2 separate regions of the Homo sapiens genome follow, and region 2 is linked to region 1. Evidence: read pairs that join two places in POLR2A ChIA-PET (ENCODE). Cell type or tissue: HepG2. All regions are shown on one strand. Links, peaks and the distances in the headings refer to the core of each region. The heading gives the core; the rest is flanking DNA. Region 1 has its middle 74 kb from the start of LINC02178. Region 2 overlaps NKD1 (NKD inhibitor of Wnt signaling pathway 1).

Region 1 (5,375 bases), core at 152-5,151:
CCCAGCTCCCCGCTGGGCAGAGCAAGGGCCTGAGAGGGACCCTTGGCTGCTGGATCCAGGGTGTTCAATGTACCAGGCATTGCAGGGGGAGAAAAGAGAGAGACATGGGGCCAGCTCCCTGCCCTTTGGAGCCTCGGGCCCAGGACACAGGCTCAGCAAGCCCCAAGCATGCAGGAGCAGCTGGATGCCAGCAGCCAGTGGGCTGACTAAGACTGGCAGGATCTCAGCAGAGGGAGAGGAAGCCTAGTTTCAGATCAGGAGGGCTTCCTGGAGGAGAGAGCATGAACTCAGCTTTCATTCCTGGAGCCAGAGGGCTGTGGAAACAATCAAGCAACCATGGCTACCTTCTACCAGGTATTTTGCCTGGGCCTGGCTTTGTGTCTAACCCACCTTGTTTTCCACAACCCTGCAAGGCCTTTTCAAATCCCACAGGAGAAAATAGAGCCACAGAAAGGTTATAAGAACCACACAGTTGCCCACTGACAGGGTCTAGATTGGGGCTGCCAGTTTGTGGGGGGCACACAGGCCCTGAAAAGGAATAAATCCCTCTCATTCAAGGCTGTGTATCCTTTAGTGGGAGAGAAGCACCCAGTGGGTGCGGAATGGGGACTGGAAAAGGTAGAGAAGGATTCACAAAGGAGGAAGTTTTTAACCTGGGCTCTTCAAGGATGAGTAGGAAGTTTGTCCAGGGCAGAGGAGGGCATTCCAGGAAGGAAGAACAAGTGCTGGATCTTGGAGTAGGCAAGGAGGAGCTGGTGAATGGGTTGGGTGTGACTGCGAGTGGGGAGGGAGGAAGATGAACCTGGGGGGCAGTAACTGCATGCAGTCAACACTAAAAAATTACTTATTTAAAATCAAGATGTTGCTGTTTTTTTCTTTTCTTTTTTTTTAAAATGGTTTATTGGCCTGGAACAGTGGCTCATACCTGTAATCCCAGCACTTTGGGAGGCTGAGGCAGGAGGTTCACTTTAAGTCAGGAGTCTGAGACCAGGCTGGGCAACATGGCAAAACCCTGTCTCTACAGAAAATAAAAAAGCTGGGCGTGGTGGCACACCTGTAGGCCCAGCTACTCAGGAGGCTGAGGTAGGAGGAGGATCACTCGAGCCCAGCAGTTGGAGATGGCAGTGAGCGGATATCGCATCACTGCACTCCAACCTAGGTGGCACAACAAGACCCCATCTCTATATTTTTTAAAGGTTTATTGAATGAAGGAAGGAATGACTGAATTGTGCCTCCCAGGGTCTGTTAGTACAAAACAGGAGTTCAACAAACGTTTGTTTAATGAATGAACAAAATGGATTTCCCTTGCCTAGCACATACCAGGCACTCAATAAAGATTTGCTGCACTAACCAATGCATTAATGAAGTAGTGATGCACCGCACTAACCAGTGAATGGATGAAGCAGTGATGCACCACATTAATTAGTGCCTCCGTGAAGCAGTGATGCACCACACTAACCCATGCATCCATGAAGCAGTGATACACAGCACTAACTAGTGCATCCGTGAAGCAGTGATGTATCATACTAACTAGTGCATCCGTGAAGCAGTGATACACCGCACTGACTAGTGCATTGGTGAAGTATTGATACACCACACTAACTAGTGTATCCATTAAGCAGTGATGCACCGCGCTAACTAGTGCATCCGTGAAGCAGTGATGTACTCCACTAACCGTGCACTGATGAAGCAGTGATGGCGTGGAATTAGCTGGGGCAGAGGACGCCTGTGGCCTTACAACTCGGATGGCGGTGACTGGCCGTTCCCCCACCGCCGCCCCTACCCCCAGCGGCGCGAGCTCTAACGCAGAGCAGATGGCGGGGGCGGGAGCCCGGGCGGGCGGGGCTCTGCGCCTAGGCGGCTGCAGCCGGGCCTGATTAGGTCCCCCTCCCGCTGGCGGCCGCTGGCGCTTTGAAGTGAGCCGCTGCCCGGCGGCTCCGGCCGCCTGGCCGTCCCTGCCGCCAGGCCGTCGGACCCAGGCTGGCGGCGGGGCTGGCGGCGCGTGTTGATCCAGGTGCGGGCTGGGGGCTGGGCGCGGGATCCTCTTTCCTGCAGGCCCATCTGGGACTTCAAAGCGCAGCGCGGGGCTCAAAGGCGGCCCGGGTGGGGGTGGGGCGGGGAGGGCGCTCTGGCTTCCTCCCAGGCAGCCGGCCCGGGGCCAGCGGGGGGCCTTCCACGTTAACCCCACCCCCATCCCGTGGAGCGCTTTATGGAGCGCCTACCGGGTGCCAGGCGCCGTGCGATCTGACCTCTCACACAGCTACAGAGGCAGGCGGTGCTGTGATCCCCATACTGCAGGTGAGGATCCCGGCTCAGAAAGGCCAGGGACTCGCCCGAGGCCTCAGGGCCTCTTGACACCCGGGGCCTCTCTGCAGCCCCGCCTTTCGCTTCGTTGTGGCTCTGTCTCTTGACGCTGGCATCTCCCTCTGGTGCCTTTGGGCTCTCCAATCCGAGGGCACAGCAGTTAGTTTAGTATAAACGTAGTGGCTGGCATGTCTTGAGCCCCTGCCGCATGCCGGATGTGATGGATCTGGTCACACCACCCTGCGAGGTGGGCACACCCGTTGCTGTCCTCACTTCAGAGAGGTCAAGAAACATGCCCAAGGCCACACAGCTAATAAATGCCAGAGCCACAGTTTTAAATAGGGCCTGCCGGCTCCCTAGTCCTCTCTCTGCGCATCTGATTCTGCTACGCTTCTTCCACGGAGCCCTCCTTAGGGCCCCAGCTCAGGGCTGTTTCCATCAGCAGAAGAACCAAGAGAACTCTGGTCTGCACCCTCACCAGGTCTGCACCCTCCCCACGTCTCATCCTGCTACTCAGGCGCCTGCAGCACCCCCATCACCCAGGATCTCATTACTGCACTAACCAATGTGTCCATGAAGCAAAAATGCAGAATCTCAGGCCCCACCCCAGGGCTGCGGAACGAAAATCTGCTCTTGTAATGATCCCTGGTGATTCAGTTGCAAAGTTAAAGTCTGAGGAGCACAGGGCTGTCAGGACACTTTGGCTGAAATCCCTTCATTGCCCCTGTGTGGCAACCTGTCTTTGGGACGCTGTGCCTCCTTCATCAGACTGGGAACTCCCCAAGGCAAGAGCTGAGCCTTCTCCATCAGATCAGGAGGGCTTCTAAGGCTGTGGCTGCACTTGCCCCAGCAGGCTGGGATCTCCCTAAGGACAGGGTTTGAACCTCCTTCTCCACACTTGGCCTGTAGCAAAAGCAGAGATGGTTCTAGGGCCTGGACCAGGGGCTTACCTAAAGCCCATGGTGCCTCCTCCGTCTGAATGGGAGCCTCCACAGCCAGTAATGAGTATCCTTCCTCAAACCTGGGATCTCCTATGAAGTCTGGCTGCCTTTGGGGTAGGAAGCCACCTGCAAGGAGAGGTGGCTAGTGTCTTTGCTCTCCTGTGTGTGGATGGAGCAGCACAGTGGGGAGTGTGCACCCAGCACACACCACCCTGGCACCTTCTTGACCCCCTTCTTGACCCCCTTCTTGGCCCCAGGTGTGCCTGTTAGAGGGACCTGGAGGGGTGAGGGTGAGGGAGAGGGCAGATGCCACAAGCTGGACCATGTGTGCCACCTGACACCAGGCCTCTCTGGGCACACATTTGTCCTTGTGCGTCACTGAGGGACCATTCAGGCAGCAGAAAGCCCGCGGGCGGGTGCAAGAGTGAGCCTGCTGGCAGCGGGAGAGTATTTTTAGAGCTTTGACTGACACTGACGGCCCTTTATTAAGCTGTCGCTGCCTCCACCCTGGCCCCAGCCCCTTCTGGCCCGGACAAAAAAGAAAGCTCATTGTCATTTTGTTAAGAACAGGGTCCTGGCAGCCCTTTTGCGGTCCCTTGCTGACTGGATAGGTTATTTCTTGCCGTGTCTGGGGTCCAGGCGCCCCTGCTGGCACTCCCAGCGTGCCCCGCAGCCTGACCCTTCACACATCTGGCAGTGATAAATGGCTTCAGCGTTGCTGCCATCACCTTGCACACTCTGATCCCGCTCACTTTGTTCTCCCTTTAAAGCCAGTGGGCGGATGGGGGAGGGGGCCTCTCTCTCTTCTTCCCTTTCTCCATCAGCCGTCTCCTGGATACTTGCAGGCCTGTGCTCTGATACCACTTGAAAGGGACCGAGACACTCAGTTATCTGGTCTGGGAAGTCCAGCCTGAGAGTTGTCTGTGCTGACTGGTAGAGTTTGGGAGGGTGGGAGTACACGCCTATGTGTGGATGTATGTGCACGTGCATGAGTACTGTGTGCATGTGTGACTGTGCTCGTGTGTGTGTGTGTGTGTGTGTGTGTATTTGGGGATGTATCAATATGTGTTCCTTTTAACTACTATAGCTTTATAATTTATTTTGATCCCTAGTAGAGCAAGACTGACCCGTTTGTACCCACTACACAAACATCTTCAGTTCTTTTAAAAAATGTGTTTGTAGTTTTGGGGATATGCCCAACAAAATTTGTGCACAAAGTCTCGTAGTTGTCTCTTGGTCTACATTTGTGTCTTTTGGTGCACAAATGAAAAGACACAAATGTAGACCAAAAGACAACTACCAGAATTCTATCTGTAACTTCTCCAAGCTGGAAGCTACCCAAATACCTGTGAGCAGTAGAATGGATAAATATATGGGGAGATAGTTGTATATTGGGATATTACACAGAAATCAGAATAGACGATTGACAACTCAGGCAACAATATGGATGGATTGCACAATCATGATGTTGGGTGAAAGAAACCAGATGCAAAAGAGTACATATTGTATGATTCCATATATAGAAAGTTTAAAAATAGGCAAAACTAGTCAATTAAGATAGAGGCTAGGGGAGTGTTTATCTTTAAACGGGGGAGTGACTGCAGGGAAGTTACAAGGGGGGCTTCCGGGGCAGTATTCTATTTATTGATCTGGATATGTATTACCTGGGCATGTTCCCTTTGTAATGATTTATTGAGCTGCACATTTATGATTGTGCACTTTCTGTGTGTATGTTATACTTCATCAAAAGTTTAAAAACTTGTATTTTTTGTATGATAGTCCTTGTATGATAGAATTTTTAGAATCAGCTTATTGAATTCAATGAAAAATTCTGTTGGGGTCTTGACTGAAATTGTGTCATATTATAGATTAGTTTGGAAAGATTTGCCTGCTTTATGATGGTGATCCTTTTTCTCCATGGACATGGTATACCTCCACTTATTCACCACAACTTTTACATCTCAGTCAAGTTTTAGGATTTTCTCCAAGGTCCTGTGACTTTCTGGTTGAGTTTATTCCAAGGTAGCTTGTGGATTTTTTTTTTTCTTGTAAAGGGGATTTTTTTTTTCTTTTATGTTTTCAAATTGTGTGTGTTTTTTTAAATGGTGATAAAACATAAATAACATAAAA
Region 2 (5,375 bases), core at 53-5,052, 87 kb after region 1:
GTTAGGCTTCTTTACGTGGTTTCAAAGCTATGTGATGGGAGGTGGGCTTGACATTTGAGGTAGAGCATAAATTAAATATTTGGTGTTTCAGGATTAAAAGATGATTTGCTTTAAGGCTGGAGAAGGACTCAGGATGGAGGTGTTTGGGCCTTGTTCACTGGCATTTTCGAGTTCTCCAGGGAGGGTCCCCTCTGCTCATGGGCACCAGGGCCAGCTGCCTGGCCCAGCCTGGGCACTGTCTTTCCTCCTGGGGGATGGGAGGCAGAGGCTGGGAGAGCTTGGGCTGGGCAGAGTGCTGGGGAGTGGGGGGACCTTCTGGTTTTCCATAGGTCCCTCAGGATGGGTGGGTGGCGGCCATGGGTGTCATCTTCTTAGCGCTTTAATGGGTCTTTGTGATGTGGTCTCCGGTAGAGGCTTCGAGGAGTGTCTTGTCCTCACTTTGAGACTTTTCTTCTTGGGGAAGGAGGCTGGATGCCCCTGAGCCAGACTGTGCATGCCTTCTGTTCTCTAGAGCCCAAGAGCACCCTCTTCATTCACATTTTTGTAGGAAACCTGGGGGAAATCAAATCCAGGAGGCACCTGCTGTGGGTCCTGCAAGGTCCTAGAACTCAGGGGATGTTTCCTCTGCTCGCCCAGTGGGGATGTTGGAAGGTGGGGATGGATGGATCGATGGACAGTGTTGTTGTTTGTACCAGGAAGCTCAGGTACACTCTGGGATCAAACTGTCCCCGCGAGGGCAGGAAACATCAAGGCTGAACTGTCAGCAGCAAAAAAAGAAGAAAGAAATGAAGATAGATTAGGTCACCCTCCCTGCCTCCTTTTTCCCCAGCTCCTCTTCCCTGGTCAGCTTCTTTCCTTTAATTCCTGCTTCCAAATTCCATCTTTTCCCAGGTCCTTCTGTCTGGAGTGGAAGGGTGGAACCAGGCTTTTTCTTTTAGGCACTCAGCTTAATGAATTAGTATAAATTATTATCAATAATTCTTTGTTTATTATTATTATTTTTTAGACACATAGTTTCACTCTGCCACCCAGGCTGGGGTGCAGTGGCGTCATAGCTCACTGTGGCCTCACAGTGATCCTCCTGCCTCAGCCTCCTGAGTAGCTGGGACTATAGGTGCACGCCACTGTGTCCGGCTAATTCATTTTTATTTTTTATAGAGATCGGGTCTTGCTTTGTTGCCCAGGCTGGATTGAACTCCTGGCCTCAAACCATCCTCCCACATCAGCCTCCCAAAGTGCTAGGATTACACATGTGAGCCACCACACTTGGCCTTGTTATTAATTATGAATTAATAAGTCCCTAACTGGGCCAGGCTCTGGGGATACAGTGGAGAATAAGAGAGATGTGGTTCCTGCCCTCCTGTGGCATCCAGTCTGATGAAGGGGACAAAGCAGCAGTGAGTACCCAGGCCCACTCCTAGGACCACACAGAGGCACTCTGGGAGGGAGGGGGCAGGATGGGCCGCTGAGGCTGAGGAGAGAGGAGGAAGGAGTTGGAGGTGGGGGGAAGAGCTGACCGAGGCCCCAGGCTCAAGCTGCCCTGGTAGGATGGGGTTGGGGATTGCCGGGAGGCTTCTGTGTGGAATCAAGCGGGTAATCAAGAAGGGAATGTGGCCTCCAAATGGCTCTGCAGCCTGTGGGAACTGGAAGTGGTTCCTGGCACTGTCTGTGGAAAGCCTCGTGCATTGGTGGCTCTTGGCACATCTGAGTTACCTGTCTGTCCCCCTGGACAGGTATGTTGGGTGGAGCAGGGCGGGCAGTCAGCGAGCGTGCTGCCCCTGTGTCATGGACAGGTCCTTGGGGGCTCAACCTGGCCTGTTGGGGTTGGTGGCCCTGCTGTTGTGTTGGGGGAGGAGGTCAGCTGCAGGGCTGGAAGCTTAGCTGTCAGGGCTGCGGAGGACCTGTGGGGTGAGGTTGCTGCTCAAGAAGGAGGCTCTTCAGGGACCAGGGAACAAGAGGGAGTGACCAGCAAACCCCAGAGAGAGCTAATCATGCCCCAGAACTGCAGCGCGCCTGTGCCTATGGAAGGAGGGTCCCCCATGTGGGCTGAGCAGGGCTGTCCGAGACAGGATGTGCAGCCCCCCGGTACTGGTGAGCTGGGGGGTCCTGCAGCCCCATGGCTGCGAATCACAAGATGCTTGGATTTAGACACTTTTGGACTTTTCACATCACTTGTTGGATTCCAAACCAGGCACTTCTGGCTGCCTCCCTGCCTTCCCTCTCTCTTGCCCACTCACACGTGTTCTTTTTGCCGCTCTTGTCTCTCACAGACGTTCTTTCTCTTCCTCTCCCTCCCCACGTCCCTTCCCCCCCACCCTCTCCCTGAGGAAGGAAAAAATTCAGTCTCTCACAAACAAAATATCTGCCATTCCATCGGAGGGAGAACTGAGGCAGGAGCCCAGAATATCCTGGAAGGAACGCAAGCGAGAGTTGAAGGCCTCAGTTGTTTAATCTGGAAGGAGGACTTTGATGTCACCCTGCTCCGTTTATCCTGGGAAGCTTCCCGCTGCTTCATGGCTTCGACTCTCTGTGTGAAAGATGGCTGAGCTCCTCCAGGGGCTGGAGGCAAGCCTGAGCAGCTCCGAAGGGCAGCCTGGTGATGCTGCGCTCCTGCCAAGCCCAGGTGGGGTGGAGAACCTTTTCTAAACAAGCACTTCCAGAGACATAAGTAATTCTTTGATAGCTTCCTGGGAAGGCAGAAGGGAGCTGTTTAGCCTTGTGGGCACCAGTCGTGGGGCTCTGGGAGGAAAGCCTCAGGTCTCCGCACTGAAGTCATCCCCAGCCTCAGAGCGGTGGCGGCTTGGCCCGCCGGGGTGGGTCCTGGATGTGTTTGTTTAGAGGGCTCTGAGGCATGGGTCTGGGCTTTGCTTTCCTTACTTGTTAAGTCACATGGGCTGTGGCGTGTGCGTGTGGCCGACGCCTTTCAGAGGACACCAGGGTACTGAGAGGGCTTCACATTGGTGTGGCCTCAGCCAAAGGCTCCCTGCCTGGGCTTCAGATTCTCCAGCTGAGAAGTAGAATAACATCATGATAATTTAGCACTATCTATTGAGTGCATTCATTCATGCATCTGCAGTAGGGTTTTTTTTTTTTTTTTTTTTTTAAATTTAGAGACAGGGACTCACTGTGTTGCCCAGGCTGGCCTTAAACTCCTGGCCTCAAATGATCCTCCTGCCTTGGCCTCCCAAAGTGCTGGGATTGCAGGCGTGAACCACTGTGCCCAGCCTTATATATATTTTTTAACTTTTATTTTAGGTTCAAGGTACATGTACAGGTTTGTTCTACAGGTAAATTGTGTGTCATGGGAGTTTCGTGTGCAGGTTATTTCATCCCCCAGGTAATAAGCACAGTACCCAACAGGTAGTTTTAGATCTTCAGCCTCCTCCCACCCTGCACCCTCCAGTAGGCCCTCATGTCTCTTGGAGTGGGCATTGAGTACCTGCTTTAGGCCAGGGACACCTGTGCTTGGTACCTAGAGTGAAGGCCTTGATTTCATGGAACTTACCATCTTGTAGGAAAACAGAAATATTTTCATAAACAAGTTGTGCAATTTAAGTTGTGATATGTGCCTCCAAAAAGTACTGGATGTTTTGAGAACATGTACCAGGGATCAGAACTCATCTGGGGTGTTTTTCATTCCACAAATATTTGACTGCTTTATCTATCCCACGTGCTGTGCTTAGGGTGTTGTGGAAATTGTGAGGACTAGGACATAGTTCTTGCCTCTGTGAGAGTGGAACTAAGCTCTCCCCATGGCCTTTCATCGATTTTTCTTCTCTTATTGCATTGGTTAGAATCTCATTGCATTGGTTAGAATCTCATACTCTGTTTAATAACTACCAAGTATGATACTTTTTGTTTAAGAAAGCTTCCTTCAACTCCTGGCTTTCTGAGCTTTGTAAAATCAGGAATAATTATTGAATTTTGTCACATGCTGTTGGGATGCAGATGGAATGCATCATTCTTTGCTAATGTGGTGTGTGATTTGTATGCTTGATTTACATTGCTGGATTTCCTAGTGCAACCTTCTTGGCCCTCCGAAATTCTTTGTCATGATAGATTATTCTTTTAAATGTGACCGCATTTGATAGGCTAATATTTTACTTTGGATCTTTGCATGAAGTACTCAGTGCAAGTTAACTGTTAAAGTTATAAAACCATAAGGGAAGCACAGGGCTGTGGAGGTTGGGGAGGGTTTTTTTGAAGGAAGTGGGCATGTGAGTAGGGATTTGAAGAATGGTAAGACTGAGATCAGGGGTTAGAAACTTAAGGACCTACAGGGGCCAGAGAGGTCATATGAATGAATGCCACAGGCTCAGTGGGAGACATCTGAGAGGGGTGGGAACCGGGGTGCCCCCGGGGAACACACACCCTGCCTCAAGGGGGCAGTGCCACTCAACCCCAGCCAATCACTGCCATGTGGGAATATGGCCCTGGTGTTGCCACACGGGCTGATCATTAAGAAAATCCAGCTGTCTGAATTTTTATGTGAAACTTTTCCAATTTAAAAAATTATTGTTAACCAATTAAAATTTTTAGAAAACACCTTCTTTGGGTGACTCAGACGACTGGATTTGGCCTGTTAGTACACTGGCTTGTGTTTGCTGATTTAGACCTTTAAGATTCTGATGGTGGTGGTGGTAGAGAAGCAGTATGTTAGTGATAAAAGGACACACGAGTGAGTATCATATGGACTCAACATTGTGCCTAATACTTTCCATGCATTCTCTTGTAGAATCCTCACAACTGCCTTAGGTATTATTCCGCTATCGCATAGATGAGGAGGCAGGCCCAGCAAATTAGAGTCACTAGCCCAGCCAGGGAGAGCTGGATGCAGGCTGCATCCAAGGCAGAGAGTGCAGGCCAAGCAAAGGCTCATTGCCAGGAAGCTGTGCACAGTGTATTTCAGTCTGGTGGGAGAGCAATGTGGGAGGCACAGGAAGGGTAAGTAAAGATGTGGGCTGGGATGGGAGGCCGAGGTTGGTGGAGGCCGAGGTTGGTGGATCACCTGAGGTCAGGAGTTTGAGACCAGCCTGGCCAACATGACGAAACCCCGTCTCTGCTAAAAATACAAAAAAAAAAAAAAAAAGAAAGAAAAGAAAGAAAAAAAAAATAGCCGGGCATGGTGGCAGGCACCTGTAATCCCAGCTACTTGGGAGGCTGAAGCAGGAGAATTCCTTGAACCCGGGAGATGGAGGTTGCAGTGAGCCAAGATCGTGCCATTGCACTCCAGCCTGGGTGACAAGAGTGAAACTCTGTCTCAAACAAACAAACAAACAAACAAACAACAAAACAAAGATGTGGGCTGGGAGACTTTATGCTGAAGACCAGCATGTGCCCATAGAAGGTGCCAGAGGTGTGCTTAGAACTTGCAG

What was found. Peaks named below come from ENCODE experiments on the same cell type or tissue, not always from the same donor. Only the 100,000 strongest peaks of a DNase experiment are listed, where the experiment ranks them.
Region 2: POLR2A ChIA-PET joins it to region 1 with 5 read pairs; 5 of 35 experiments call an interaction of 5 or more read pairs at or near these places.

Annotation. Positions count from the first base shown.
Region 1 is chr16:50,466,192-50,471,566 of GRCh38, forward strand. No RefSeq gene overlaps it. Among named protein-coding and RNA genes, the nearest start is that of LINC02178, 74 kb to the left of the region's middle. RefSeq lists silencers at 1,752-1,981, 2,062-2,141, 2,352-2,411. In HepG2, for the core only: no CTCF peak of the experiment used is centred there; a DNase peak (open chromatin) is centred at 2,090.
Region 2 is chr16:50,553,648-50,559,022 of GRCh38, forward strand. All of the region lies in intron 3 of NKD1 (NKD inhibitor of Wnt signaling pathway 1), which reads left to right. Among named protein-coding and RNA genes, the nearest start is that of NKD1, 7.9 kb to the left of the region's middle. In HepG2, for the core only: a CTCF peak has its summit at 4,381 (motif pointing right); a DNase peak (open chromatin) is centred at 2,877; H3K4me3 peaks cover 682 bases.